Regions from separate parts of the Homo sapiens genome. Here region 1 is linked to region 2. A link is an interaction called in ENCODE POLR2A ChIA-PET data of the cell type or tissue named here. Cell type or tissue: Panc1. All regions are shown on one strand. Links, peaks and the distances in the headings refer to the core of each region. The heading gives the core; the rest is flanking DNA.

Evidence for each region. Peaks named below come from ENCODE experiments on the same cell type or tissue, not always from the same donor. Only the 100,000 strongest peaks of a DNase experiment are listed, where the experiment ranks them.
Region 1: POLR2A ChIA-PET joins it to region 2 with 7 read pairs; 2 of 35 experiments call an interaction of 5 or more read pairs at or near these places.

What each region holds. Positions count from the first base shown.
Region 1 is chr11:10,203,160-10,206,083 of GRCh38, forward strand. The region is part of intron 1 of SBF2 (SET binding factor 2); the gene reads right to left. Among named protein-coding and RNA genes, the nearest start is that of SBF2, 90 kb to the right of the region's middle. In Panc1, for the core only: no CTCF peak of the experiment used is centred there; no DNase peak of the experiment used is centred there; H3K27ac peaks cover 692 bases.
Region 2 is chr11:10,023,333-10,026,256 of GRCh38, forward strand. All of the region lies in intron 6 of SBF2 (SET binding factor 2), which reads right to left. Among named protein-coding and RNA genes, the nearest start is that of LINC02709, 270 kb to the left of the region's middle. In Panc1, for the core only: no CTCF peak of the experiment used is centred there; no DNase peak of the experiment used is centred there.

The DNA.
Region 1 (2,924 bases), core at 312-2,811, 180 kb after region 2:
GTTAGGGTTCACAGAGTATCAAAGAGAAGAGAGATTAACAGGGAGAAAGAAGTTCAGAGACCTGCAGAAGGCTGAATGAAGCACACGAAAGGAACAGAAAGGACAATCCCTAGAAATCACACAAGGCCAGGGACTGTTTTTGTTCCCAACAGCCAAGAGGAAAAAACGAAAAAACTTGCATAATTCACTAGGCATCAGGCAGAGAACCCAGAGGGTATTATTGCCTCAGTGTGAAAAATTAACCCTAGATAAAATGTTGCTGTAGATCTACCTAACAAAGCTGGGAAACGAGCCTCAAAAAGATCAAACTATTTCCAAGTGACTTAATTACATCTCAGAACGAAGTTCAAGAATATTTACAGGAACACAGAAATATCCAGCAATCAAGAGAGTAAAATTCACAACTCTAACATGCAAACAAAAATCACTAGGCATGAAAAGAAGCAGAAAAGTATGGGCCACAAGGAGGACAAAAATCAATCAACTGAAATAGACTCCAAAATGATGTAGGTATTAATTAGTAGATAAAGATATTCTAAATTATCATTATGTTGCATATTTTCAGTAATATAAATGTAAAAAATATATTGGATATAGCTAATGAATTAGACACTACAAGGAAAAAAAGGTTAATGGTTGTTATATGATAGAAACTTCCAAAATGAAACAGAGAAACAGACTGGGAAAAAGACAAAAAAACAAAAACAGAGCTGTGCAACAACTTCTAGTGGCCTAATATGCATGTAACAGGAGTCAGGAGTCCCAGCATGGAATGGAGGGAATGGAGATATATCTGAAGTAATAATGGCCAAATTTAATGAAATTTGACTTTTCCAAATTTGATGAAAACTATAAACACACTGATCATAGAAGCTCATCAAATCCCAAACACGAAGAACACACAGAACTCACAAAGGCATATCATAATAAATTACTTAGATATAAAGATAAATATCTAAAAACAGCTGGAGAAAAAAGATACATTGTGCAGAGTAACAAATATAAGAATGACAGCAGACTTCTCATTATAAACAGTACAAGCTAGAAGACAGTGGAGCTACATCTTTAAAATACTGAAAGCAAAAAAAAAAAAAAAAATCAACCAAACGTTTTATACCCAGAGAAAATATCCTTCAAAAAAAAAGCTGAGTATATCTATATAATCGAATATTATTTGAACTTAAAAAGGAATGAAAGCTGGGTGTGGTGACTCACGCCTGTAATATTACCCAGCACTTTGGGAGGCCAAGGCAGGCAGATCACGAGGTCAAGAGATCGAGACCATCCTGGCCAACATGGTGAAACCTCGTCTCTACTAAAAACACAAAAACTAGCTGGGTGTGGTGGCAGGCTCCTGTAGTCCCAGCTACTCAGGAGGCTGAGGCAGGAGAATGGCGTGGAGGCAGGAGAATGGCGTGAACCCAGGAGGCGGAGGTTGCAGTGAGCCAAGATCATGCCACTACACTCCAGCCTGGGTGACAGAGCAACACTCCATCTCAAAAAAAAAAAAAGGAATGGAGTACTGATACATGCTACGTATCATGGATAATCCTTGAAAACCATATGCTAATTGAAAGAAACCAAACGCAAAAGGCTACATATTGTATGAGTCCATTTATATGAAATGCCCAGAAAAGTCAAATTCAAAGAGACAGGAAGTAAATTCATGGTTGACAAGGGCTTAAGGGGGTAAAGGGAGTGATTGCTAACGGATATAGGGTTTCTTTGGGGTGATGAAACATTTTAAGTAAATAGTGGTGATGTCGCATGTTCCCACTTGTATGTGGAAGCTGAACAATGACAACACATGGACATAGGGAGGGGAACAATACACACCGCGGCCTGTTGGGGGGAGGTGGGAGGGGGGAGGCAGAGTATCAGGGTAAAATAGCTAATGCTTGTGGGGTTTAATATGTAGGTGACGGGATGATAGGTGCAGCAAACCACCACGGCACATGTTTACCTATTTAACAAACCTACACGTCCTGCACATGTATCCCAGAACTTAAAATAAAATTGAGTTTAAAATAAATAAACAAATAAATAAATAGTGGTAATGGTCGCACAACTCTTTGAATATACTAAAACCACTGCATTTTACATTTTAAAAGGATGAACTTTACGGTATGTAAATTATATGTCAATAAAGGATTTTCTTTAATGAATCTCTGATCAGACACAATGGTATAGACTCATTTTTTCTTGCTCTTCCCCACTAAGTATAAGCCTATAAATAACACAGGAGGCAACCAAAGGAGAACTCTGAAAGGTGGTAAGAGGAAAGTAAACTGTTTTGTAACCCTCGGAATGGAGGAACAACACAATGGCAGGACATCTTACCTATCTCTACCAAACAGAAGAAGGCAACCCAGGCCTAGCATGTCCCAATCCCCAGGTTAACAACAGAAGGCAGCCAAGGTAGGCTCACTCATCTCCCAGATCAAACAGAAGTTCCACTAACAACACAGGGAAAGCCCAGAACCATGAGCAGGGGATAGACAGCCACAGTGATAATAAGCAGCCAGGGAAAGCACTTTCCTTCACTCCTGGCCCTGACTCCCTTTCCCCAAAGGCAGATACCATGTGAGTAGGCATCACCAGCAAGAGAGACCCCATCACAATAAGCAGGATGGCCTGGGAAGCCTTTGTCATCACAGGCCTAAGGCTCTCCTACACAACCAAGAGAAACTGAGGTGTCCAGCTAGCACCAGCAAGAGGTATCTCGCTGTATCAAGTAACCTCGGCAGACATTTTGTTTCTATGGGCTTAAGAATTCCCTCCCCAATCCAGAAACACTGGGGTAGTCAGAGGACACCAGTAAGAGAGACTCCACTGTAACAAGCAGTCTGGCCCAGGTAGTCTCTTTGTCCTCATGAGTCAGAATCTCTCATGTACTCCCCAGTGACATCAGGGCAGTGAAATAG
Region 2 (2,924 bases), core at 117-2,616:
TGGCTCCTGAGTTCTTTTAACAAGCCTCTAACAGTAACATTTTTTCTTAATTCTCATACCATAAATTCCCCATTTTAAAGTATACAATTCAGTGGTTTTTAGTGTAGTCACGAGGTTGTACAAGCATCATTAGTATCCAATTGCAGAAGAATTTCATTCCTCAAAAGAAACCCCACACCCACTGGCAGTTATTTCTCACGGCCCTATCCCTCGAGCCCCTTATAATCACTAATCTGTTTTGCCCCTATGTGTTTGCCTATTTTGGACATTCCACATAAACACAATCATATAATATACGGTTTTTGTGCCTGGTTTCTTTTACTTAGCATGTTTCCAAGATTCACCCAGGTTGTAGCACGTATCAATACTTCATTCCATTTTACGGCTGAATAATTTTCCATTGTGCGGATATATCAAAATTTGTTTATCCATTCATCAGCTGAATGACATTTGGATTGCTTCCACTTTCTGACTCTTATAAATAATGCTGCTATGAACATTCACATACAAGTTTTGGTGTGAATATATGTTTTTCTTTTTTTTTAAGAATCTGATACATTTTGACTTATGTACATACTTATAAAACCATCACCACAATCAAGACTGTATACACAAATATCATCCAGAAAGTTTCCTCATGTCCCTTTGTAATCTCGCTCTTCCTATCCATGAAACAACCAGTGACCTGTTTCCATCACCATAGATTAGACCACATTTTTTAGAACTTTAGAGAAACCGAATCATGCCGTATATAATTTTTCTGACATTTTTCATTCAAAATAATTATTTTCAGGTTAATCTATGTTGCGTGTATCAGCCATTCATTTTTCATTTAGCTTAGTAGTATTACATTGTATGAACATACCACAGATGCTTTATCCATTTCCATAATCAATTATCCTTTACCACTGGTGGACACTGAGTTTGTCTCCAGTTTTTCACTACCATAAATAAAATGGCTATGAACATTCATATACAAATATTTTTATGAACATTTTTAAACTTAAAATAGTCAAACTGTGTTCCAAGATAGTGGTACCATTTCATATTCCTATTAGCCATGAATAAGAGGTCTAATTCATTCACATTTTTACCAGTACTCAGGGAAGCACTCTGAAGTCTCAACACAAAATGCTCCTCCCACTTCTCGCCAAGGTTGATAAGCCTCAAGTTGTGTGCCTTCTTCCAATCACACCAAGCTGTGCAGGTCACAGCAAGCATCTCCCCAAACCCCTTCTTTGTTCTCAGCCCCCCAGACATCCAAACTATGTCAGCTCCTGCTTGTGCTTCCAAAGAGGCAACACAGAAACAAGTCCCTTAGGCAGCTTCCTCAACAGCCAGAATTTGGGATGCAAGCTCCACTCTTCCCTCCTCCCTGTACCCCCAAGCCTGAGAGAGTTGAGGAAGGGGCTGATACAGGTAACATAAAATTGCTCTATTTACACATTTCAATGCTGCTATTCTCTGCTTTGTGCAAGTCTGAGGTACTGTAATTTCTTGACTAGAATCTGGAATTGTCATGCAGGGATTTTTGTCAGTAAATCTTTGTTAAATCAGTGTTTCTGTCACGGAGGGAGGGCTGGAATTTCCTATTCCTCTATCTGATTAATGTCACTCCCAAATTCTCAGTCTTGACTATTTATTTCCTTCACTATTTCAAATATAGTTATTTTAATAACTGCATCTGATAACTCTATTTGCTAGAGCCCCTGTGGTTCTTTCATATTGTCTATGGTTTCTTTTGCATTTCTTTCATATAGTTTTGGTCCTCACGTTTCTGGTTATTTTTGATTGAGTACAGGGCAGGTATATAAAAATTCATAGACAAATTGGAGGTCTAGAATGTAGTTATCTTGTTTCAGAGAGGATATACTTTTACTTCTATGAGATGGATAGACAGTAGCATCAAGAATTACCTTAATCCAACTCAAGAAACTGAAATGATTTCAAGCTGTATTGTAATTCCCGAGGGAGCCAGTCTACTTCTGATTTACCCACTCCCAGGCTGTGGCCTTTTATGGTCTCAACTCAAATTATGAGAGCTTTATATAAAAAAAAAATCCACCTTGGTAAAACTTAAATTCCAATTTTCCCTCTTCCCCATAAGATATCGATAGTACTGATCAGCTTCTCAGCCATTTCTTCCAAAATCAACAAGGGCCCTTAGGAAAAAATGGTCCCAAATGTCTGGCTCACTTCATTTTCTCCTGGATCATGGCTTGGCAATTATTTACTGGCTCTGATGCCTTCAAGCAGATGTTATTTTTATTTTATTTGTTTATTTTGGGACAGGGTTTCACTCTGTCGCCCAGGCTGGAGTGAAGTGGCATGATCTTGGCTCACTGCAACCTCCTCCTCCCGGGTTCAAGCGATTCTCATGCCTCAGCCTCCTGAGTAGCTGGCACTACAGGCACCTGCCACCATGCTCCGCTACTGTTTTCTATTTTTAGTAGAGATGGGGTGTCAGCGTGTTGGCCAGGCTGGTCTCGAACACCTGCCCTAAAGTGATCCACCTGCCTTGGCCTCCTAAAGTGCTGGGATTACAGGCATGAGCCACTGTGCCTGGTCTAGCGGATGTTCTTTATATTTGTGTATCTTTTCAAGTTGTCATTGTTAAGAGGATTATTCTGAATTACACAGGCCACCATTACTGGAAGAGAGCTTTGGGTTTTAGAAATTTATACTTTATCTACAGTAGTTTTTTTTTTTTTTCCAGTGGGAATGCTAATTGTATTGGGGGTAAAAATGCTTCTGGCACCTAAACATCACACAAACTGCAGGATGTTTAATATCCCTGGTCCTTGACGCTAAATGCTGGTTACAACCTCCTCCTCTCCTCCCCCCTCACAACTCATGGTAAAACTAAGACCACAGAGGTTTATAAGGTACTCATTAAGTTCACATTTGGAAATGTGAAATAATTT